Regions from separate parts of the Homo sapiens genome. Here region 2 is linked to region 1. Evidence: read pairs that join two places in POLR2A ChIA-PET (ENCODE). Cell type or tissue: PC-9. All regions are shown on one strand. Links, peaks and the distances in the headings refer to the core of each region. The heading gives the core; the rest is flanking DNA.

Region 1 (16,820 bases), core at 5,122-10,121:
ATGGCTGGAGTGACTGGAATTCAGGGCACCAAGTCCTGAAGCTGCACACAGCAGGTGGGACCTGGACCAAGCCCAGGAAACATTTTTTCCTCCTAGGCCTCTGGGTCTATGATGGGAGAGGCTGCTGCAAAGGTCTCCCACATGTTCTGGAGACAATTTCCCCCATTCTCATGGAGATTAGCACTTGGCTTCTCATTACTTATGAAAATTTTTGCAGTTGGCTTGGATTTCTCTCCAGAAAATGCGTTTTTCTTTTCTACACCATCATGAGGCTGCACATTTTCCAAAATTTTATGCTCTGTCACCTTTTGAATGCTTTACTGCTTAAAAATTTCTTCTTTCAGATACCCTAAATCATTTCTCAATTTCAAGTTCCACAGATCTCTAAGGCAGGGGCAAAATGCCACGAGTCTCTTTGCTAAAGCACAGTTAAGAATCACCTTTGCTCCAGTTTCCAACAAGTTCCTCATCTCCATCTGAGACCACCTCAGCCTGGACTTCATTGTCCATATCAGTGTCATCATTTTGGGTCAAAGCCATTCAACAAGTCTCTAGAAAGTTCCAAAATTTCCCATATATTCCTGTCTTCTGAGCCCTCCAAGTCTCTAGGAAGTTCCAAACTTTCCCACATTTTCTTGTCATCATCTGAATCCTCTAAACTGTTCCAACCTCTGCCTGTTACCCAGTTCCAAATTAGCTTTTACATGCTCAGGTATCCTTACAGCAGCACCCCACTCTACCCATATCAGTTTCCTGTATTTGTCCATTCTCATTCTGCTAATAAAGACATACTCAAGACTGGGTAATTTATAAAGGAAAGAGTTTTTTATAAAGGAAAGAGTTTTAATTGACTCAGTTTTGCATAGCTGGGGAGGTCTCAGGAAACATAAACATGGCAGAAAGTGAGGCAAGCACGTCCTTCTTCACATGATGGCAGCAAGGAGAAGTGCTGAGTAAAAGAGGGAAAAACCCCTTATAAAATCATCAGATCTCATGAGAACTCACTCACTATCATGAGAACAGCATGATAATCGCCCTCATGATTAAATTACCTCCCACTGTGTCTCTCTCATGACACGTGGTGATTATGGGAACTATAAATCAAGATGAGATTTGGGTAGGGACACAGCCAAACCATATCAGATTGCTAAAATTATGTTTCCTAATACTGAAAGATCTGTTATTTTTAAACCTACCTGTAACAATAAAAAGTGAGACAGTTTAAAATTTTTACAATATTTACTTTGTTTAGTATTAGTGTACATCAAGCATGAAACATGCTATATGAGACTCTGGGATGGATATATGTAGTGTAAAATTTAGAAAAAATACTTAGTATAAAGTTTAATTAAATTAAGACATTAAATTCTGTAGCAAAATAGAGGATGATCTAAACAAAGTAAAATTGTTTGGCATAGGGGTATAATTTTAAATTCTATCCTTCTTCCCCCATACACACTTATGCAAAGCAGCCATTTCTCCCATGCCCACCACATCATCAGCAAGCCTGGGATCTAAATGTGTCTTTAACAAGAACTATAAGAGAGTTTCCTAGGAATCTTTCAGTTACTCTATATATGTTAGGAAAGAACAATCCTAAATATACCCCTTACCTGAATTCTCCAACTGTAGTAACAAATGAGAAGGCTTAGATCGGTGGTAACAGAGAACACTTTGCAGAACAAATGATCTAATTGTTTAGAAAATCACTACAAAAGTTGGATGAACCACTTGTCTCCAACTTCTGCAACAAAGAGCAATTCCTATTTCTTTTTTGTCCCACCTAACAAAATATTGGAGGCCTTTATCTTTTTTCTCTCTCTCTTTCTATTATCTGAACACTTTCACCAATTATTTCTAAAAGCAAAAAAATTAGAATTGCTGAGACTTTTAATTCACCAACTTAGCCTCATAGCTTTTGCCAGAATTTTTTTTCATGTGTGTGGAGATTGCATTTGGCTATATACAGTGATCATAATGAATATATGATTGAAGGAATACTTAAATTTAGTAAAGAATAGTACTTAGAAAAATCTGACAATGGATTTATTTGCTGCTTGTTTCAAAGCCACACTTTAATGGTCCATTTAAAAACAAATGCAATGCATTTGCTTGAACAGAATTTTATTATTTATGCCTTTGAGTATAGTTTAATTGTGTACTACAGACAGATGATGTTGCTATTATATTTTATTAATTTAGGAAGAAGTATAACTCTCTTTTGTTTTGAAAAGCTAAAAAGTTGTTGCAAGTGTCATATTATTTATACAGAAATCGCCTAAGAAATATTTCAAGTTGTCCCCTAAGAAAAATGTTTTCCTATTCTTTTGAATTATTGAGAAAAGTTTCAATTATTTAAACATTTTTAGTACCCCCTGCTAAACCTCTGATTATTTCAGTTCCTTGGAATAAATAAAATGATAATCTGCTCATTTAGAGTTAACTACAATGTATTCTCCAAGCAATCCATAAATACTGATTTTTTTTAAGTTTTTACAATTTATTGACTAAAGTTGCACAATCACTTTCTGCATAGTTTATTGTTTGTAATAGGAGAAATAGACATATAAAACAAATGAAAATTAACTTAAATATCTAAGTTTTAACGGAAGCATAAGCAGCACAGAGACAGCTTTGGAAGGAATTTAATAAGAAAGAGTTGATTGAGAAACTGTGATCTGATCAGCATTTTAGAAATAGTGTAGAGTGGTCAGCAGTTCCTAGGGCAGTGCAAAGGCAAAGCAATTTCTGTAGTTTCACCTTGAGGATGAAGTGAGTAACTCTCTCACTGGACAGGCTGAATGAAGCTTCCCTAAAAGGGCCTCCTCTGTCATATCCCATAACTTCCAAATAAATAGAAAGAAGATTCAGCAAATTGTAAAATTGTGTGCCCTTATTTGTGGCTTCTGAGTTGGCAGGGCATTGTTTAGACATGTTACAACTCTGCAGCAAAATAAAAAATTAGCATAGCTACAGCTCTATGCCACATAAGTTCTCCTTGTCATCCTATCACAAACAAAACCCCATTCTAGGGTGCCCTGATATCCCTCCTAACATAGAATGCACCCCAGAATCTCATAAAATTGATAAAATGCTACTTTACAAAATTGCTCTTGCTTAATTAATCACTGCTTGCATGCCAAGCACTGTCTCAAGTGCTTTATATTTATTGCCTCTCTAAACTTCATAACTGTAGGAGTTAAATGCTAGGAGCAAAATGGGATTTAAAGATAGATCTGGTGCTGGAGAGGATGTGGAGAAATAGGAATGCTTTCACACTGTTGGTGCGAGGGTAAATTAGTTCATCCATTGTGGAAGACAGTGTGGCAATTCCTCAAGGATCTAGAACCAAAATTACCATTGACCCAGCAATCCCATTACTTGGTATATACCCAAAGGATTATAAATCTTTCTACTATAAAGACACAGGCACACATATGTTTATTGCAGCACTGTTCACAATAGCAAACACTTGGAACCAATCCAAATGCCCATCAGTGATAGAATGGATAAAGAAAATGTAGTACATATGCACCACGGAATACTATGCAGTCATAAAAAGGATGAGTTCATGTCCTTTGCAGGGACATGGATGAAGCTGGAAACCATCGTTCTCAGCAAACTAACACTGAAACAGAAAACCAAACACCACATGTTCTCACTCATAAGTGGGAGTTGAGCAATGAGAACACATGGACACAGGGAGGGGAACATCACACACTAGGGCCTGTTTGTGGGTTGGGGGCTAGGGGAGGGATAGTATTAGGACAAATACCTAATGTAGATGATAGGTTGATGGGTGCAGCAAACCACCATGGCACATGTATACCTATGTAACAAACCTGCATGTTCTGCACATGTATCCCAGAACTTAAAGTATAATAAATAACATAAAGATAGATCTCCTTTATACTTTAAACTATTATTCTCAGTTCCCATATTTTGAGACAAAAGAGGGATAATTTAACCACACTTTGGTATTTGTAGTAACAGTTGTTCTTAAAAAATAATATGTATCAAAATAATCTGTAGGCATTGTAGAAAATTTAAAAAACACAGATTAGCATGAAGGAGAAACTAAAGATTACCTGTAATCACACCTCCATGAGAAAAATCGCTAACACATTCTGGTTTCATGGTGAAAATCTTGTGATTCCTTTTTCTCTTTTTTACATAACACATATACAACATAATACATAACAGAAATTGTATCATATAAACCCCTTCAGCTTCTTCTTCTTATTACTACTATTATTATCATTATTATTTTGAGACAGTCTTGCTCTGTTTCCCAGGGTGGAGTGCAGTGGTGCGATCATGGCTCACTGCAGCCTCAACCTCTGGGGCTCAAGAGATCCTCCCACTTCAGCCATTCAAGTAGCTGGGACTACAGGCGTACCACACTCAGCTTTTTGTTTTGTTTTGTTTTGTTTCGTTTGTGTAGAGAAGGGATTTCACTATGTTTCCCATTCAGGTCTTGAACTCCTGACTTCAAACTATCTGCCTGTGTAGGCCTTTAACTTATAAAACACTATTCACTCTTTCAGTAACTTGTCATGTTACTGAAAATTTAAATAATAAGGAATACATAGAAAACAAACCCCAATAGCAAAACTGTAAATGATGAAACAGAAAAACTGCAAAAGTGCTACAGTCAGATCTTTAATTTTTTGACTCTTCCACAGGCAACCTCATATACTAGAACAAAGAGAAACCTTGGCTTAATAAATGAGTTCCAATTTTGATTCCATTGCTCAGTAACTAGCTGGTTGTGCTAAGTATCAGGTTGGTGCAAAAGTAATTGTGGTTTTTAGAGTTGAAAGTAATGGCAAAAACTGCAATTACTTTTGCACCAAGCTAATAGCTAAGCATATTACCTAGCCTCTCTGAGCTTCAGTTTTTACATGTCTTTGGATAGCTTACTAATAACCATCTTAAATACTGAGACTGGCCACAAGGCAAATAAAGGGATTGGCATAGAGTGTTTTGCATCGTAAAGAACAGAAAATATGATTTTTAAAATAGTTCCTCATCCTCAAGAAAAAAAATTTTCCCAGGAGTTATGTGAGTGGAGATAAAATAAAGGCACATTAAAAATATATTTTTTGTTGATATTGGGAACAAACTTAAAAGAAAAAATATAAAAATAAGGAAGAAAACATTGTTCCAATATAATTCAACATGAAAAAAGTTAGTTTTTAATTTTTAAATATGTTACAGGAATTACAGTCAGAAAATGATAAACTATTTCGACTCCATAGGCAAAAACCCTAAAGTATAAATTTGTTTAGAGTATAAACACAAAATAAAATTTAGAGACAATTTATAAAATCTAATGAAGTCAAATATAGAGTTGAGGCATAGAGTAGAAAAATACAGTGAAATATTTCTAGTATTACAGACAAATGGAAAGCATGGTTGCCCTTAAGAAAAGAAAGAGAAAAACTTACCCATAGTAACCCAGATGTTTATCTCCTTTGTTTGACAAAAGTTGCTATATTGATATATTAGATGGGAAAAAATGAAAGACCACTTTTCATTTCTTATGAACAAAAGAAAATACATGAATTTTTTATTTTCAGACTTTCTGACCCCCAAAAGGCATTGAACTTTCTTTGAATTTTGATGTCTTCATAATTTTAACCTTATCCAAGACAAATATTTGTATAGCTTTAAAATGATGAAGCCCTTTGAAAGTAGTAGCCAATTTCTTATACAGTCAACTCCACTAACTACCTCAATATTGTAATGACTTACATTTTTTACTTTGATTTAAAATTTAATTTCTTTTAAATGAAATCAAATGCCCTTGCTCTGTTTTTCTTGTGCTGGTTTAGAGTTGGACCTTGTTTGTTTTAGCTACATCCATTATACTTTTACCATTTTAGCCCAGACCCATTAAATCCATCTTACCACACAGTTTCCTCTCATATGGAGATTATGGATTCTTGTTTTTTCAGCTTGTTGTTGGCTCCTGGTCATTATTTTTCCACCAGTGATTCATTCAGCCTACTTTTAAAGCTTTGAGCATATTTACTTAGGCAGAATGTAGTTAGTAGAGTAGTAAGAATGTAAAAATAAAATGCAAATAAAACTCAAATTCTATTTCAGAGCTTCTAGAGATTTTGCTGTAAGTAACATCCCTTTGGCAATGAACTAGTTTTTTCATAAAGTTTATGGGATAAACAAAACATTTTTAACTGTCAAATGACTTGATAGGCAGGCTTGACTTTGATATAGTAATGAATTTAATTTTACAGTTAGTATTTTTCCTCTTTTCACTCCAAAATGAAAAGCATGGATATTTCAAACAATGTTTGTGACCCTCTACATTCTTACATTTATATTCTTCTTTATTGTACTTTTTATATAGATAATTCCTTTATAATCTAAGCAACAAGCGTATAAGGTAAATGCTTTCTTTCTGTTTTAAAATGATGAAATTGAAGCACAAAAATTGTAAATGGCTCGGTAAAGTTCTTGTATCTAGAATCAGCTGTAGTAAATCCAATCAAATTGCTCTGATTCTAATTCTGGGTGTTTCGTATAACTCCAGTGTTGTTCCTCTAGTTCTTTGAGGTCGACATTTTTCCTTGTCTTCCTTCTTGTGTCCTTCTCGTCTTCCCTTCTTCTACTTAGATTCATTCTGGACACTATGCTAGAAGGAAATATTATTTTCCTCAGTGTAGTTGAGCCAGTAGTTTCGACTAGGACTAGAATATTTTGCATATAATCAGTGGTAGGCCAGAAGGAAAGAATTTTAAGAATAGAGAACTCTGGAAAGAGTGATCAAAATATAGAGAGCATTAAGTTCAATATGAGGTTTGATATATTGCGTAGCATATTCACGTAAATATTTTCTGTTTTTCTCTCTTTGAGGTATTTCTTCCACCCTAATTTTAACAAATTATGGCGCTAATCAGATACAGTAAGCTATACTCTGTCTCACCTCAAATTTATTCTTAACCTATTAAGGCTTGTTCTTCAGTTTAACATTTCACTAATGACTCTCTTTAAAAACAAATTGACTCTTAAATATTCTTTCTCAAAGACATATGTTATAAATAACATATATGTTTATCAAAAGATAAATAAAACTCAGATATAATGAAAGTATAAAAAACTATTACATTAAATCTTCAGAATATCAAAAATAAATAATCATTAATATGGAATTATCAAAATTTACTATCAATAGAAAGACCTCTTTCTAAAAGGAGGTCTTTACACAGACGGAACATTATCTCTGACATTGATCCAGTATTGCAGAAAAAAAAAAAAAACCTCAAAAAATGAATGTTGTCTGTTTAAAATAATAAATTAATGAAATGCTGAGGTTTAAAATATATGAGGAATTAGAACATATGACAACAATAGCTCAAAATATAAAAAGGGAATAAGTGTGGTCATAGCATTATAATATCCAAATTCTAATATTGCATGGTTTAAATTAGACTCTAATATGCCAAGGAATATTAAGGAATACACTGCTATCAGATAAATAGAACAAAATATAACAATAAAATTATATTGATGTAAGCAAATGAAGTCAAATAAGGAGAAGAACTATAAAAACAAAGGAATTATAGAATTGTAGATATAAACTGAAATTCATCACTAAACACATGAAATAGATATTGAGCATATTCTCCTGTTTAGAAAAAAACTATCAGATTCTGGTTTAAAACAATAAAAATAGCATCATTAACAACTATTTAAAAATTACAGATATAGAGACAGAACAGTTGAAAGTAAAAAGATTGAGAAATATATGAAATCATCAGGAAAACTAATTTACTTCTAACAACAAAGATTTTAAATCATACGCATAACAAGACATAAAAAGGGCATTTCTTTATGAAATAAAGCATGGATTCTGCAGGAAGATATAACAATCCTAAAGGTATCTAAGTATCAAAATTTAGCTTTAAAGTGTATAAATTACAAAGTTGATAAAATGTGTATAAGAAATAAATAAATCAATAATAATATGAAAATATTTAACATACCTTTTAGTTACTGGTGAGAATATAGGGGAACTAAGGATACAGAAGATTGAAAACTTATTTTACAAACTTTACATAATAGGCATATATAGACTTCTGCACTCAATGACTGCACATTATCCCTGCTTTTAAAATTACAAATGATAATCATAGACATCGACCACATATTGAAAAATAGAGAAGACCTTAATACATTTCAAATGATTGAATCATAAAGAGCATTTTCTCTAGCCTCAGTGGTATGAAGTGAAAAAATCAATCAAAAAATTCTAACTTTAAAAGAAAACACATCTAAATAACCCATGTTTTTTTAATGATATCACAGTGGAAATTAGAAATTATTTTAAATGGAATGGAAATAAAATTGTGGCACATAAAAACTTGTAAGAATTAAGTAAGACATGACTTAGGGACAAATATATATATATATACTTAATATATACCTTGCCTGTATATTTTATAAAAGAAAGACTGAATATCATGTCTTTAAGCATTCATTTCAAGGGGCTAGAAGATAACGTGACAAATTAAACTCACATAGAATTAAAAGAAATATGATAGAAATAGATGAATTAGAAAACAAGTATAGAATATAGAAATATCAATGAAGCCAAACACTAGTTCATTAACACACTAATAAATTTGATAAATCAATATCAAAATTTAAAAATGAAAATTATAAATTGCAAACATCAGAAATAAAAAAAGTTTACTTCTATACCAATACTACAAATATGAATAATTTCTATGGCAGCTTTATGTAAAAACATTTGAAAATTTTGATAGAAGTAAAAAATTCTATAAAAGCCCAAGCTTACCAATTCTGATTCAAGAATAAATAGAAAATGTGTAGAGCTTTATGTCTATTAAAGAAATTGAATCTGCAAGTGAAAATCTTCAAAAAGGATAGATTTAGCAATATCTTTTTCTATTATAAGTAACAACTAACATCAATCTTACAAAACAGTCTTTCAGGGGATAGTAAAAGGGCATACCTCTCACTCTTTTTTGTGCCAGCATAAGCTCTATACCAAAATCTGACAACAGCATTAAAAAGATATTAGATATAGGGCAATAAAAATCATAAACAGATATGCAGAAAATAGAAAAAACAGCATATCCAATTGCTCAGTAATGTATAGAAAGTACTATAGATCACGGCTAAGTTTCATTTCAGGAATACAAAATTGCTTTAATAATCAAAAAGCAAATAAACAATTTATTACATTAACAAAAGATAAGCTCACACGATAGACGCAACAAAAGGATCTCACATATTTTAACACCCAGGATTTTTAAAAATTATTAGCAAAATGGCAATGATAGAAAATTTATTTTCTTTTTTAAACATAGGAGTGACCAAATTTTTATTTTTAATTACTTACTGAGATATTACTGACATACAAAAAGCTTTACATATTTAAAATATACAAATTGATCAGCTTGGAGATAAACAGTATACTTACAATCATGGCAGAAGGAGAAGCAAACATGTCCTTTTTCACATGGTGGCAGGAAGGAGAAGTGCCAAGCAAAAGGGGAAAAGTCCCTTATAAAACCATCAGATCTCATGAGAACTCACTCGCTATCACGAGAACAGCATGAGGGTAACTGCCCTCATGATTTGATTACCAGGCCCCTCCCACAACACGTGAGGAATATGGGAATTACAATTCAAGATGAGTTTTGGATGGGGACACAGCCAAACCATATCATCTTATAAGTAAAGTAATACATTTTCTGGTACTTTCATTCAATATTCATTTCATCTTAAATAAATCCAGAGAAATTCAACAAAAATTCACAATTCAGTCACTGGCTTAAGCCACATATCTTATTTATGTGGAATAAGCCAGATTTACATAAGCAAATCCAAATTTCTAGCTTAGTATTATATTCTATTACATGGAACACTGCATATTTGGAATGAGCAATTTTTAAATAGATTTTAGCCAATCTATTAATACTCTGTCACTAATGGTTTTTACTGTATCAGTCCCATTGGTTACTGAGTTAACTTGGTTTTATTTTTTCTTGTTTTAATTCATTTTCAATTTAGTCCCATTGGAGACCATACAAAAACACAAAAATGTTAATGTTTTTATGCTGAAAACTACATTGATGAGAATGCTAGAAGGTGTATGTTATTCTTCATCCAGTGCCTGATGTTAGGTCACTTATAAAATAAAACATAACATCTTGGAATACTAAAGGATGTTTGAAGAATATAGGTAATCCATTTATACATTTTCATTGAAAACTTAAAAAAATAGAAATAAAACGAATACTTCTTGAGCTCTACAAAAACTTCAAGCCCCTACCATGGCTAACTTATGTTCAGCTTTTTAATACTTCCATACCTTACTTTATGTTTTTAAATACAATTATAAATATCTAACAGATACACTGTCCAGTACATATCTGATACAGTAATATGTGTCAATCTGCTATGAATGTGAACTGATAATTATTTCAATTTTGTCCTATTTTTAAGGCTGCTTCAAATATATTTTCTGCTTTTTCCATCTATTCAGATAGTCCATCTAAAATAGTAACATATGAAGTAGATACAGAAAGCTAGAACATGTCTCAGCCCTGCATTTTGTGGGTCTAAAATTAAGTTTATTAATTCAGATTAATTTTACAAAATAGTAATATCAATATGAAATATCATGTTCCTTAATGCATACTTGTGTTTTGTGACAACAGGTATCATTTCTGTTCAATGTATACACAGCACCTAGTATGTTAACTGGCACATTAGTTTGTATTCAAAAATTGGTGTAAACTTGAATGAATGCATTGAGAAAAATTGTTATAAATTGAATGATATGGAAATCTAGATAGCATATCTTAAAAGCCAAGTTTGTCTTGGTGAATTAAGGCCAAAAGTGCATCAGTGGGCAAACATCTATTGATCCTAAGGCTCAAAATAGATTGAAAACTCTGGCATTCTCATGAAGTATAATTTTCTTCACCTAGGCAAAGCCTGCCATTGTGCCAGAATCATCTCTGGCACATTGGATATTCTATTTACAGTATTATTATAATTACCACTATTTTTATTCTTATCTGCTCTTGCATTACCTTGGTTTAGGGTGATACTCAAGCCAGTCATACTTGCTTAGGAACTTGGTTTCCTATCCCATGTACAAGTTCCACTATATTAATTATCTGAAGAGCCATTTGGGAAACTGAAATATACCAAAAGTAGGAACAATTAACTTGTATTATTCTTCCACAAATATGGATAGCAACTGATTTAATAAACCCATATACCAAAAATGATTAGTCTAATGTAGGATATATTAATGTACTTTTCTTTTTTGCATTGTGTGTATGACTTTTTTATGCTCAGCCACAATGACAGATGAAACTATCTAGTAATTCAATCACAATACATTCAGCACTGAAAATGCAGCTTCTTTATTTTTCTATCCTTTCTCACAAACCACTATCTCGTAATTTTTCTTATTTGTAGAGCTGCACTTGCATTCAATTATTGTTGACATCTGCATGCCCAGTCATGGGCAAAGATGGGATACTTTGCTCCTAAGTGCCAGGGTACTCAGATATAATTCAGTCACAGTTCCTTAAAGGCTATTGTATTAGTCCATTTTCATGATGCTGATAAAGACATACCCAAGACTGGAAAGAAAAAGAGGCTTAATTGGATTTACAGTTCCACATGGCTGGGGAAGGCTCAGAATCATGACAGGAGGTGAAAGTCACTTTTTACATGGTGGCAGCAAAAGAAAAATGAGAAGGAAGCAAAAGTAGAAACCCTGATAAACCCATCAGATCTCGTGACACTTATTCACTACTACATGGATAGCACGGGAAAGACTGGCCCCGATGATTCAATTACCTCTCTCTGGGTCCCTCCAACAACACGTGGGAATTCTGGGAGGTACAATTCAAGTTGAGATTTGGGTGGGGATACAGTCAAACCATATCAGCTATACACAACATTCTCATATGTCATCAACATATTCAAGTTTAATGAATTGTTTTGGTTAGATCATATGGGCCAATTGTGAGAATTGCTTGTATTGCATTCAAGACAAACTACAAAGATTCTTTTGTTCTTGACTTTTTTCAAAGCTGTTTTGTATTTTCATTTCATTTCCTAGTTATGGATACTTTTATTTGGTATATACAAAATAGTATTTTGTATTTTCATTTAGGCAGAAATGAAGTTACTGGTCTGAATTGGTGAGCCCTGGGTCAACACACAGGCAACAGAAGCTCCTACAGAGTAAAGGGTAGAAGGAATTGCCAAGGAGGGGAAGTGGTAGATTCAGCTTTCTAGTTTGAAGCCAGTGACAGCAGTGTGATTGGCCCTGCTAAAGAAAGAGGCCAAAAAAAAAAAAAAAACAAACACAAATGCTGAAAAAAAAAATCACTATGAAATTGATGCAGGAGTTTTCTCAGCCCCTTCACTGGACTCATGGCAGGGGCACCCCATCTACTCAACACTCTGTGCTCAGCCCCTTGTGGGAGGGAACACATGAGTGAGCTAGTGCGAGATCAAGATGGCCACTCCAGGCACTGACACAGGAGCAAGCTCCACATGGGGGCCCATGGCCAGACCAGGTGTGTTGCCCTGAGGGGAACACAGTGGCACCCAAGTGAGGGTGCCTGCAACCCCAAAGCCTCAGAGGGGGTGTTACAGTGGTCTTTTAGTTCTGCTGTCTGCAGTATGATAGACAGCAGTGTGTTAGCAGCTCAGTTGGCTCCTTGCCTCATTGCATGGTGTGGCTGCTCTCCACCAATGAGGGCAAAGCACCAGTGTGACAGCCTTTTCTGGGTACCCTCACTTGGTGGGTCCCAAGCTCTTGTCCAGTGGCCAAGAAGAATGAGGTCACAAGGACAATTGAAGGATGGTGAAGGTGGAGAATGTTATTGATAGATGAAAACAGGTCTCAGCAGAGAGGGGAGTTAGAGAGGGGAAAAGAAGGGCAGGTAATCTTCCCTGAAGTCAGGTTGTCTCTTCTCCAAAGTCAGGCCATATTCCTCTCTACCAACTGAGTCTGGGGCCTTTACAGGCACAGGATGGAGTGTGCATGATGATTGTTTTGTGAGTATGCAAAAAAGCTTAAAGTGAAAGCACCATTTAAAGGTGGGTAGGGCAGTGTAGAAAGCCAATTAGAAAAGGTTAGGTGTATGTAAAATAGGTGAAGAGTGGGGATCAGAGGAAAGCAAGCCAAATAGGAGGACAAGTTCTCAATCCGGTGCTTGTAGTTTAGCTTTCAGGCTTTAAACTGTCTTTGGCTTGGAGGTGGGTTTTCAAAGGGTACCTGCCCCTACCTACCTAGGCACTTGGCTTCCTTCTGTCCCTATCAAATTGACACTGGATAAACTTAAGGGTATGGATGGAAGAGCCAGGCATTTGATCAGGATCAAGACATAAACTAAAATTTCTAGTGGCCATGTTACTGGATCTGTGAAAGTCCTCAAATAGCAACAGACTATCTTTAAATCACCATTGAGAGGGAGAGAGGAGGAGGAGGAAGGACAAGTACGAAGAGAAAGAAGAAGAGAGAGAGTTTATGAAGGGGAATGAAATGTGTGCAAACCATGTATTGTTGTTGTTGTTAAAAGTAAATGCAATAATTGTAAAGCCTTCACTGCACTAGAAATAAAAGCCTTTTGTAAAGGCTTTATTTAATTGGGTCCAAAAATACCCCAATTAAAATGTGCAGTTGGCAAGTTGGATAAACAAGCAATGTTTAAAACAGGTTGTCAAGATACTATATTCATTTTATGAATTTGACCAAAAAGACAAAAGGAACAAGAAACCTCTGATAGATTATTAGGAGACTTCAAGAGGAATTGTAACACTCAATTTACAATTACACCAGTAAAACTGCAAGGATAACTAGCAAGAACTATCTTAAATAATTAAGCCCAGAATCAAAGGTTTCAGAGTAGAAGCCATATTTCTCAAAAATAATTCCTTCCACCATCCCTTTACTTTTTCAGAATTTTAGAGTTGCACCCATAGTAGGATTTCTAACTCCCCTCAGACTTGCCCTCTGATTGAACATCTAATTGTAGCATTTTCCGTATGTAGCCAGAGGCAGTCCTCATTCATATTTCTCTTTGTCCCTTTACTTTTTATTTCCTTATCTCTTAGAAAACTTTGGAGATTACTTCACCATAATCTTTTTCTCTTATTATGTGTGTTTTCAAGGTATATTTTGTCCAGAAAAACAGATCTAATAATGCAACAGAACATTTGGTAAGTTCCAGTAGGAACAGCAAAAGTTAAATTTCAGTAATTAGCATCTGTTGATATCTTTATTCTTGCTAAAAACTACAGCTTAAAGAAACAAAAATTACCAAGTGTCATAATGTCTTTAATTACCAGCTTTAAAATATAGGATGAGCCTGCCTACCCACAAAGCCTCTGCCACCAATGTGAATGCACACGCTGAGGTCTGAAACCCTGCCCCACCTGTGCCACCACTGCTGCCCATGTGAATGCACATGTGGACACTGACAACACCACCACTCCACCCCTAGCACAACCACCATCACTGCTACAAATGTGTGCATGGAGGTTGGCAGCCCACACCCAGTAACACTCTGCCCCACCTCTGCTGCCAGCATGAGTGCATGCAGGAACACTGCAGCCCCACTCCTATGGGTACCCTGCACCCAGTCAATGTGCAAGCACCCTGCCACCTTGCTGCTGCTGCTAGCACATGTGAATGAGCATAGATCCCATTGCTGCCGATCTAACAAAGCACTTTCACCAGCATCAGTCATCAGAGTGCTCTGGCCAGGATCTGGAAACACCTCACCCCTTCCAGCACAGCCTCCAGGGGCCAGAGAACAAAGCTGGGGGCCTGACACCAGGCCCCAGGGTTAGAGTACCCAGGCCAGGAGTCCTAAGCTGAGTCTTTTCCCTTGAAAATCTTCCAGAAATGAAGCTAGTTTATTGAACCCAGTGTTTACCACAATCAAACCCTGAAAGTTTAAAAAAAAAAATGTAACAGCAAAAACACCTATACGAAGGACAGCAACTTCAAAAAATGAAGGAACAGCAGTCTACACAGATGATAAAGAACAAGTACAAGAACTCTGGCCACTCAAAAACCAGAATGGCCAAATGACCACACTAGTTCTCCAGTAGTGGTTCTCAACCAGGCTGAAATGACTGAAATGACAGACAGAATTAAGAATATGGACAGAAATGAAGATCATCAAGATTCAGGGGAGTCCAAGCATTCTAAGGAATACAATAAAATGATTTAGGAGATGAGAGATGAAATGGCCATCTTAGGAAGGAACCAAAGTGATCTGATAGAGCTGAAAAACTGACTTCAAGAATTTCAGAGAACAATCACGAGTATTAACAGCATGATCAACCAAGCTGAGGATGGACTGTCAGACCTCGAAGAGCAGTTCTACATAATAATTCAGTCAGACAAAAATAAAGAAAAAAGATGAAGAATGAACAAAACCTCCAAGAAATATGGGATTATGTAAAGAGACCAAATTTATATCCCACTGGCAACTCTGAAGGAATGGGAGAGAAAGCAAACAACTTGGAAAACATATTTCAGGACATTGTCCATGGAAATTTCCCTAACCTTCCTAAAGAGGCCAACATTCAAATACAGGAAGTGCAAAGAACCCCTATGAAATACTACACAAGATGACCATCCCATGGACATATAGTCCTCAGATTTTCCAAGGTTAAAATGAAAGAAAAAATGTTAAAGGCAGCTAGGGAGAAGGGGCAGGTCACCTACAAAGGGAACCCAACTGGGCTAACAGTAGAACTTTCAGCAGAAACCCCACAAGCCAGAAGAGATAGGATGCTTATAATCAGAATTCTTATAGAAAATAAATTGCAATCAATAATTTAATATCCAGCCAAGTTAAGTTTCATAAGGAAGGAGAAATAAGGTCCTATTCAGAAAAGCAAATGCAAAGGGGATACATTACCACTTGTGATGGTTAATACTAGTGTCAACTTGGTTAGATTGAAGGATACAAAGTGTTAATCCTGGGTGTGTCTGTGAATGTGTTGGCAAAGCTGATTAACATTTGAGTCACTGGGCTGGGGAAGGCAGACCCACCCTTAATCTAGTGGGCACAATCTAATCAGCTGCCATCGAAGATAAAGCAGGCAGAAAAACATGAAAGAGGATACTGGCCTACCCTTCCTGCCTACATCTTTCTCCTGTGCTGGATACTTCCTGCCCTTGAACACTGGACTCCAACTTCTTCAGTTTTGAGACTCAGACTGGTCTTCCTTTTCCTTAAACTTGCAGACAGCCTATTGTGTGAACTTGTGATCCTATAAGTTAATACTTAATAAACTCCCACATATACACACACACACACACACACACACACACACACATATATATATATATTATTCTGTCCCTCTAGAGAACCCTAATATACTGCCAGACCTGTCTAATTGAAAGGAGTGCTAAATATAGAAAAGAAACACCATTTCCAGCCACCATAAAAGACACACTTGAATACATAGATCATTGACACTACAAAAGCAACCACACTAACAAGTCTACGTAATAACCGGCAAACAAGATGATAATAGGGCCAAATCCACACATATCACTATAAACCTTGAATGTAAATGCACAAAATGCCCCAATTAAAATGTGCAGTTGGCAGGTTGGATAAAGAAGCAATACCCAGTGGAATGCTGTCTTCAAGAGACCCACCTAATAGGCAATGGCATCCATAGGCTCAAAGTAAAGCGATGGAGAAAAATCTACAAAGCAAAAGAAAAATAGAAAAAAGCAGGTGTTGCTATTCTAATTTCAGACA
Region 2 (9,717 bases), core at 4,718-9,717, 50 kb after region 1:
TACATAAATAACACAGTCATAATTTTCTAAAACACTTTTATGGAAAAAGAATCACAAATCCCATTTCATCAGAGCCATCACATTGAGAACACCAGTGCATTATTATCAAGAGTCCTGGCTGTTCAAAGGACCACCAGGATGGCTAAATAGTATAAAGGAGAGATTTATTGGTGATATCAGTTTGCAAACTGAGAAAAGATAAGGCTCTGGTGTGAATCAAAGCTACTCTCACTTCAAAGAAGGAAATGACAGCTTCGGTTTTATGGCCTATATGGCTGTGTTACACAGTAGAGTTGTACGTATTAGTATGTGACAATTTCTCATTTGTAATGGGGATTTTGGGATTAAGATGTTTCTTAACATTTAAAAAACTGTTTTTCAGAGAATGATTTCAAAGGAAGGATATAAAAATCTTCCCCTTCTTGCTCTGTTTTTTAGTAAACAGATTGTTTTGGAAACAAAGAGATAGTAAACTGGTTACTTTAGTCCCTGATATGTTCTTCTACCTATCTGTGTATCTAGCAATGCATATCTTTTGGCTTAATATTGAGAAAATGTCCAAAAAATGTCACATCCATCCCCTCTGGTTATCTGTTCCCAAGATAGATTTAATGTTCTACTCAGCTTGACTAAAGCTTAGACAGACAGGTGTATTCCCGACTTTAGGTCCTTGACTTCCCTCTTTATAGAGCATTTACTAAAAAAAACAAAAACAGTACCAAAAAACAAACACTCATAATTGTAAATCCCTTTTCTGCTCCTTTGATATGTAATTTTTTTTTTTTAGAGATACAGCAAATTTAATGAGTGGCTAGAGAAACATTTCAGACATATTGTGAATACAGTCATAAATGTGAGAACTTGTAGGTTTGTTTTTTTTTTTTTTTTTTTTTTGAGACAGAGTCTTGCTCTGTTGCCCAGGCTAGAGTGCAGTGGCATAATCTCTGCTCACCGCAACCTCCACCTTCCAGGCACAAGCGATTCTCCCGCTTCAGCCTCCCTAGCAGCTGGGACCACAGGCATGGGCACCACACTCTGCCAATTCTTTTATTTCCAGTAGAGATGGGGTTTCTGCATGTTGGCCATGGCTGGTCTGGAACTCCTGACCTGAAGTGATCCACCTGACAGGAACATGCAGGAGCAAATGGCTAATTTCTTTTCTTTTTTTTTTTTTTTTTTTGAGATGGAGTTTCGCTCTTGTTGGTCAGGCTGGAGTGCAATGGGAGGATCTTGGCTCACCGCAACCTCCACCTCCCGGGTTCAAGCAATTCTCCTGCCTCAGCCTCCTGAGTAGCTGGGACTATAGGTGCCTGCCACCACTCCTGGCTAATCTTTGTATCTTTAGTAGAGACGGAGTTTCGCCATGTTGGCCAGGCTGGTCTTGAACTCCTGACCTCAGGTGATCCGTCCGCCTTGGCCTCCGAAGAGATATAAATCTTTGTAAAGGGTTCTTACAAGTTTTACAAGCCAGGGCTGTTCCTCAAGGATCTGAAAGTCATCTCTTCAAAATGTAATCATAGGGAGATAGCATGAACACCTTCCAGCATCTGGGAAGGGATAACTTATGCAGAATGCCTTGCTCCAAGTTGTGAAACAACCTCGTGTCATAAAAATATGAGAAAGCTTACTTTGTTTGGAAGGGGGTAGGAGGCAAAGCCAGTTATCAAAAGGAACAGCCCATGATCTTCTCTATGCAGCTGTTTAAAACCTCCAGTCTTTTCTTTGAATTGAAGGTGAGCTCAGACTGACTTCTGGCCTCCACTCTACTGCAATAGCCTTGAGTAAAATCTCCCTGATTGTCTACTGCAAATTTTCTTCTGATATCTGCTAAAATACCAATTCTACATCTTTTAAAAATAAGTTAGTATTCCTAATAATTTGAAATCATTAGGATCAAGTCTCACCTATTTGTTTTCAAAAATTTGTTTCATTTATTTAATTTTTGTAGCTTGCAGCCATTTACAACTTTCTCTTAAACTCTTTTTTTTTTATCCTATTAGGTAACAGTAAGACGGGAAAGGAAATTTTGCCAATTTTATAAATTTTTACTATTTCTTAGCAAAAGATAAACATCTTTGTTGTGGGGAGGTGTTACATGAATGGATAAAAGATGTTTGAAAAATAATCTACAAATGTAATTGTCCATGCTATCTTTCCCTTCCAGCTGCCACCTTAAATTAAGAATGGCCTAGTTTTGTAAATGTGTAAGAAAAGTACATTAAAAATGAAATAAAATATCCAAAGATAAATTAAATGGTGACCTAACCCAAATTTTTAATACATTTTTTCAAGGAGTCTGGAAATAATTGAGAAAATCAATGACTTAGGTCAGTATATCCAAAAGTCTGTTTCATGAAACACTAGCCCCCAGAATGCTATAAGGAAATATAACTCTCTGGGTAGATAATTGTGAAAAATGCTGCATATTATATTATCAACATGAAGATTCAAATTGCACAGTTTATAAAATCTAAGCATTTTGCTGTAAACCATGAGAACGTGTATAACTCAATAATTCCAAATTCATTTTTCTAAGGAAGTTTTCAAACTGGCTTATGATTCTTTTCAATGATTCTCATTGATTATATATACACATACTATATTGAGTAAACCGACAAGTTAGGAAGAATATTAAAATTTACTAAAATTATTTTGATATTTCATATCATCCTAATTGAGTTTTTATAGCAGGATTTGGCACATTTTTATTTTTTAATTTTAAATACTTTTATAGGCTTCTTATTTCTCCTAAAACAAAACCAAACTACTATAAAGTAGCATTCCAAATTGGTGCGACGCCCCAGCTATCATTGACCCAATCTGTTTATGCTTCTGCAAAAGAAGCTACGTATAATTTTTATGCCTTTTCTTTTTTTTACTTTTGTAAACATGGTTTCTTCTGTCTATGATCCCCTCCCAGTGTCACCCTCCTGAAATATATTGGTCTTTAAGGCCCAGTGCAAACACTGCGGTGTCCATGATAAAATGGACATGTCAGCCCACTTTTACAGGAAATGCCTCCTGTACAAAGACTGGAAAGCTAAAAACTGTAGTTTTTAGATTATTTTGCAGCCTGGGGTTATACCTAGAAGCTAGAAGGAATTTGGGATATATTGTATATCATTCAGATATGCTCTAAATTTGTAAGCCAGCAGAAGACACAGATTTTACTTCTGCTGCTGTTTTCACTGACAAATAAGATCTGGATGTATTATTTTTTTTTCTTATGGAAATAATAGCAGCAGTTGTGGTTCATAGTCTGGCTTCACGGCTGTCTCATGTATGATACATTGGATTTGCTGGTGTGTATTACAGCATGTATGCAATACTTCTAATGCAGGCTGCTGTAATAGCCAATTCATGTCTGCATCCTAACTCAGAAGTGGCAACTGAGTTAGAGTTCCAGCAGCTATTGCTGAAACTTCCTAATTACTCAGTCAGATTCCTTATCATAGAAGGGGATGAAGTTCCTCAATGGACAAGATCTGTTGTTTGGTTTTGGAGGCCATTCCATAAAGTCCAACTTAGTATGTTTCTTTATCTCTCCTAAAGATTTAAAATGAAACCTAGGTTAACAGTAATCAAAGCTCTTTCTATTTAAACTAGTCAGAGTAGACTCTGTTCTCTGCAACTAAATCCTGACCTTTAAAAATGTCATATCTTCTGATAATTCTCTCATTTTGGGGGCATTTCACTGTTTTCTTATGGCAATTTGTATACATTAATAGTGATTGTTAATTTTTATTTTATGCTTATTCCCTATAGTGAAATCTTACCACACTTTATAATTGCCACTTCATTCTTCTGTGTGTTCCAAAAGGAAAACCTTTCTTGTGTCCTTTTTATAAAATTATATTTGAGAAGCTTACCTTCTTTGGAATTCAACTGATTGCCTTGGTACTCAGCCCTGTGGTGGGTCTTTCTTATTTTGTTAGGCTGGGAACAACCTTCTCTTGTCAATTTCTAAAATTTAAGTGAAATCATAAACTACTCTTGTTTTTATGATTAATTTCCCAACAATAATTAGGTAAACATTTCCAATATGCTATGTATATTATTTATATTTTATGATTATAATTTACCTGAAATTTAATGTGTAATGTGACAGATAAACACATTTTTATTGAATGATGCTTTCTCACTGATGTGAGCTGCCAACTTTATCATGTCCCACAAATGAGCATCTACTCTGGACATTCTTTCCTGCTCTAATGAGCATCTATTCTTCAGATATCACCACCTTGTTCTTCTTGTTGTAACTTGTTAATGGATTTAATATCTGATAGCATATGTTTTCCTATCTATTCTTCTTTCAAAAAGTTCATGTTATGTTCATTTTTATTTTTCAGATAGAATTTATAATTCATTTAATTTTTAACAATAAGCTCATTGCAATTATGTAAAATTGATAGATTAAGTAAAGGAAGTATTTGTATTTTTGAGAATCATCTTCCTGTCTGGGAAGAAAAGGTAACATTCTATTTATTCAGTTTTTCTTTGATTTTCTAATACAATTTTACATTTTTATTCATGTAATTTTTGAATATTTATTCTGATTTTTATATTTGTTACTTTGAAAAGATATTTTGTTAAATTTTTAACTATTATTGCTAAATGCCAGTTGCACATACTTATGGGGCACATATGATATTTTTATATAAGCATATAACATGTAATGATTAAATCAGAATTATTGGGATATCCATTACCTCAAGCATTTATCATTTTTTTTGTTAGGATGATTCCAAATCAACTCTTCGAGTTGTTTTGAAATATACAATAAATTATTGTTAACTATAGTGGCTCTATTGTGCTACCACACACCAGATCTTATTTCTTCTACCAAACTCTATATTTTTGTATCCATTAACCATACACTGTTTATCCTGCCCTCCCCTCTATCCTTTTCACCCTCTGGTAACCATCATTCTATTCTCTATCTCCAAAAATTCATTTTTGGTTCCCACATAAGTGAGAACATGTGATATTTGTCTTTCTGTGCCTCACTTATTTCACTTAACATGTTCCCTAGTTTTACCCATGGTGTTGCAAATGGCGGGATTCCATTGTAATAATATTTCATTGTGTATATATGCCATATTTTCTTTCTTTATCTGTTGATGGAGACTTTGGTTGATTCTATATCATGGCTATCGTGAATAGTGCTGCAATAAACTTGGGAATGCAGCTAACTCTTCAACATACTGATTTCCCTTATACACTACTAGTGCAGATTTAAAACAGTACAGTCACTATAGAGAACAGTATAGATTATCCTCAAAAAACTAAAAATAGAGCTACCGTATGATCTAGCAATCCTACTGCTGGGCAGGTAGCTGAAAGAACATTTTAAAAAGCATTTCTCCTAGGGTTTTTATGGTTTTAGGTCTAACGTTTAAGTCTTTAATCAATCTTGAATTAATTTTTGTACAAGGTGTAAGGAAGGGATCCAGTTTCAGCTTTCTACATATGGCTAGCCAGTTTTCCCAGCACCATTTATTAAATAAGGAATCCTTTCCCCATTGCTTGTTTTTCTCAGGTTTGTCAAAGATCAGATAGTTGCAGATATGCGGCGTTATTTCTGAGGGCTCTGTTCTGTTCCATTGATCTATATCTCTGTTTTGGTACCAGTACCATGCTGTTTTGGTTACTGTAGCCTTGTAGTATAGTTTGAAGTCAGGTAGCGTGATGCCTCCAGCTTTGTTCTTTTGGCTTAGGATTGACTTGGCGATGCGGGCTCTTTTTTGGTTCCATATGAACTTTAAAGAAGTTTTTTCCAATTCTGTGAAGAAAGTGATTGGTAGCTTGATGGGGATGGCATTGAATCTATAAATTACCTTGGGCAGTATGGCCATTTTCATGATATTGATTCTTCCTACTCATGAGCATGGAATGTTGTTCCATTTGTTTGTGTCCTCTTTTATTTCATTGAGCAGTGGTTTGTAGTTCTCCTTGAAGACGTCCTTCATGTCCCTTGTAAGTTGGATTCCTAAGTATTTTATTCTCTTTGAAGCAATTGTGAATGGGAGTTCACTCATGATTTGGCTCTCTGTCTGCTATTGGTGTATAAGAATGCTTGTGATTTTTGTACATTGATTTTGTATCCTGAGACTTTGCTGAAGTTGCTTATCAGCTTAAGGAGATTTTGGGCTGAGACAATGGGGATTTCTAGATATACAGTCATGTCATCTGCAAACAGCGACAATTTGACTTCCTCTTTTCCTAATTGAATACCCTTTATTTCCTTCTCCTGCCTCATTGCCCTGGCCAGAACTTCCAACACTATGTTGAATAGGAGTGGTGAGAGAGGGCATCCCTGTCTTGTGCCAGTTTTCAAAGGGAATGCTTCCAGTTTTTGTCCATTCAGTATGATATTGGCTGTGGGTTTGTCATAGATAGCTCTTATTATTTTGAGATACGTCCCATCAATACCTAATTTATTGAGAGTTTTTAGCGTGAAGGGTTGTTGAATTTTGTCAAAGGCATTTTCTGCATCTATTGAGATAATCATGTGGTTTTTGTCTTTGGTTCTGTTTATATGCTGGATTGCATTCATTGATTTGCATATATGTGCTTGTGTTTTGTCTCTTCATGTATTAAAAAGTATAATGTAAATAAACAATGCTCTTATGATTTCCTGAGGAAACAAAACACATAATGAGGTTTTAAAGTAATTATCATATTAAATACAAGAGAAATAAGGCAACAAAAGAGAGATTATCTTGATAAGCTACTTAATGTTATTTTTATAACAGTAAAAACTAAAAGAGATAAATTAACATAATTTTAAAATTAAAATAGTTTTTAAGTTGAGATGTGGAACTGAGAAAATTGCAATTTAAATTACCTAGGATAAGAAACAATTAATGTAAATGTATATATTAGGACATGCTCACCCTGTTTTTAAATAAATACCTACATACAGTTTAATATTTAAAATTGACTTATTAAAATATTCTAATAGCAGAATTTCAGTATTTAATTTCTGAATTATGCTAAAATAGCTCCATCAGTGCTACAATAAGATAAGCAGATATAGTTTACATGAGTGCCAAAGTTTGAGATGCTTGATTTGTTAACCCCCAAAAAACGGGGTTTATTTGCCTGGTAACAAAGAACTCTTCCTGAGAAGGCAGGTTTTGATCAAGAGAAGTTTTATTACTTGGTACAAGTAAGGAAGGCACAGGAACTATTCTCCAAAGCAGTGTCTTTCTGAGGGAAAGTGACAAGGCAGTTTTATGAGAGGGAAGAAAGAAGAGAGAGTGAATCATTACATGTAAAGGAGGGGTTCCAGTAGTGCAAACACAGTGAGTCATTATGCCAACTCATAGGTCGCATGTCACGGTATTGAAGCTGTAGCATTTCTGGGGGTGGAGACATTAGCATGGTAATGAGGAAAGTTCACTTGGCTTCATCTATAAGTTGCCAGGATCTGTCAGAAGATGATTCCAACCAATAAAGTGATCATATTCCACACAGTGTTTGGGGAAAAACAGCCTGCAGGGCATAGGCTCTAAAACAGGCTGATTGCTCTGGTTGACTAATTGCCTATAATCTCTGGAGACCCTCCCTGTCTGCTTACAGACTGACTGTATAGTTTGCAATGACTCCTCTGAGGAAATGTTGCATAAAAATAATCTTGTCACTTGGATTTTTTTCTAAAAAAATGAATACATTAGAATACTGTGTAAATACAATTTAATAAAACTGCATTTTTGAATGATTTAGGTAATCTCTCAGCAGTTTCATGTTTTATTTTAATACATATTTTTAAATAATAAGGTCTATGTCAAACAGGAAGATGGAACTACTTGTCTGTTTGAGATTTATTTTTTAATCATAAAATTCATGTAAGAAATGACTTCTTAGAAAGACAAAACATTCTTTGAAATTAGTATTCTTAATTCATTTTAATTTAAATGCATCTACCAGGTAACCAAGAATACCTTACATATAAAAAAATGATGAAGGAAAAATTTGATAATTAAATATACCATAGTGAGTTACAATTTTTTACTTCAGCAAATATGGTGCCTTACCGGATGGGTGTGATGTCTTACACCTGTAATCCCAGCACTTTGGGAGGCTGAGGTGGGTGGATCACGAGGTCAGGAGATGGAGACCATGCTGGCTAACACGGTGAAACCCCATCTCTACTAAAAATACAAAAAATTAGCCGGGTGTGGTGGCACGTGCCTGTAGTCCCAGCTACTCGGGAGGCTGAGGCAGGAGAATTGCTTGTATCCGGGAGGCGGAGGTTGCAGTGAGCCAAGATAGCACCACTGCACTCCAGCCTGGGTGACAGAGTGAGACTCTGTCTCAAAAAAAGAAAAAAAAAAAAGTGCCTTACCTAACTTGTACAAATTAATTCTTATTTTCAACCTATCTCAGTTAACAAAAATAAAGTACATTGATTACAAATTAATAAATTGCACCACAAGAGAAAATCCAGATCCTGCAGAACAGTTATGATTAATAAGATTAAGAATGCAATTATATAGACTCAAAAAATATTATAAAAAATGTTGACGTGAACATATAAAATGAAAAACTACTGAAGATCATAATTGATATTGAAATGTTTTCAGTCAGATATTTTAACAAACAATGTATTAGTTAATATAATTACTTTTCTTTTAACAATGTAGGTGAATAAAATTGGGAGAAAAGAGACAAGGTGATCCACACTGAGAAATACCGAATGATGGGTTCAGACAGAAAATCGTCTACCTTGTAATTCGTCTACTTCATTTGTTCATCTGTTGGAGTAAGAGGAAAAGAAAAACATACCAAAGTAGGGGTTTTGGAAAATTTGTCTTTTTTTTAAATCATTTTATGAAGTTTAAATCTCTTTTTTTATAATGTAAATGATTTCATTATTCCATTCCTGCATTGATATGGTTTGGCTCTATGTCCCCACCCAAATCTCATCTTGAATTGTATTCCCATGTGTTGTGGGAGGGACCTGATGGGAGGTAATTCGAATCATGGGGTTGGTTTTCCCCATACTGTTCTCATGGTAGTAAATAAGTCTCACAAGATCTAATGGTTTTATCAAGGGTTTCTGCTTATGCATCTTCTTTATTCTTCTCTTGCTGCTGCCATGTAAGAAGTGTCTTTCACCGCCTGACATGATTCTGAGGCCTCCCCAGCCATGTGGAAATGTAAGTCCAATTAAACTTCTTTTTCTTCCCAGTCTCAGGTATGTCTTTATCAGCAGCATGAAAATGAATTAATAGAGTAAATCGGTACCAGTAGAGTGGTACATTGCTGAAAAGATACACAAAAATTTGGAAGCGACTTTGAAACTGAGTAACAGGCAGAGGTTGGAACAGTATGGAGGGATCAGAGGAAGACACGAAAATGTGGGAAAGTTTGGAACCTCCTAGAGATTTGTTGAATGGCTTTGACAAAAATGCTGATAGTGATATGAATAATAAGGTCCAGGCTGAGGTGGTCTCAGATGAAGATGAGAACCTTGTTGGCCACTGGAGCAAAGGTGATTTTTGCTCTGTTTTAGCAAAGAGACTGTAGCAAAGAGACTGTTGGCATTTTTACCCTGCCCTAGAGATTTGTGGAACTTTGAACTTAAGGGAGATGATTTAGGGTATCTGGCAGAAGAAATTTCTTAGCAGCAAAGCATTCAAGTGGTGACTTGGGTGCCGTTAAAGGCATTCAGTTTTAAAAGGGAAACAGAGCATGAAAGTTCAGAAAATT

The links. ChIA-PET counts read pairs that join two places held together with the same protein. Peaks named below come from ENCODE experiments on the same cell type or tissue, not always from the same donor. Only the 100,000 strongest peaks of a DNase experiment are listed, where the experiment ranks them.
Region 2: POLR2A ChIA-PET joins it to region 1 with 20 read pairs; 2 of 35 experiments call an interaction of 5 or more read pairs at or near these places.

What each region holds. Positions count from the first base shown.
Region 1 is chr5:121,315,260-121,332,079 of GRCh38, reverse strand. It overlaps LOC102467226 (a long non-coding RNA gene), which reads right to left and starts at 9,530. Exons shown (of 3, transcript NR_104999.1): 1 at 9,473-9,530; 2 at 8,010-8,039; 3 at 6,243-6,658. In PC-9, for the core only: no CTCF peak of the experiment used is centred there; no DNase peak of the experiment used is centred there.
Region 2 is chr5:121,271,845-121,281,561 of GRCh38, reverse strand. No RefSeq gene overlaps it. Among named protein-coding and RNA genes, the nearest start is that of FTMT, 580 kb to the left of the region's middle. RefSeq lists an enhancer at 6,728-7,927. In PC-9, for the core only: no CTCF peak of the experiment used is centred there; a DNase peak (open chromatin) is centred at 7,331; H3K27ac peaks cover 1,808 bases.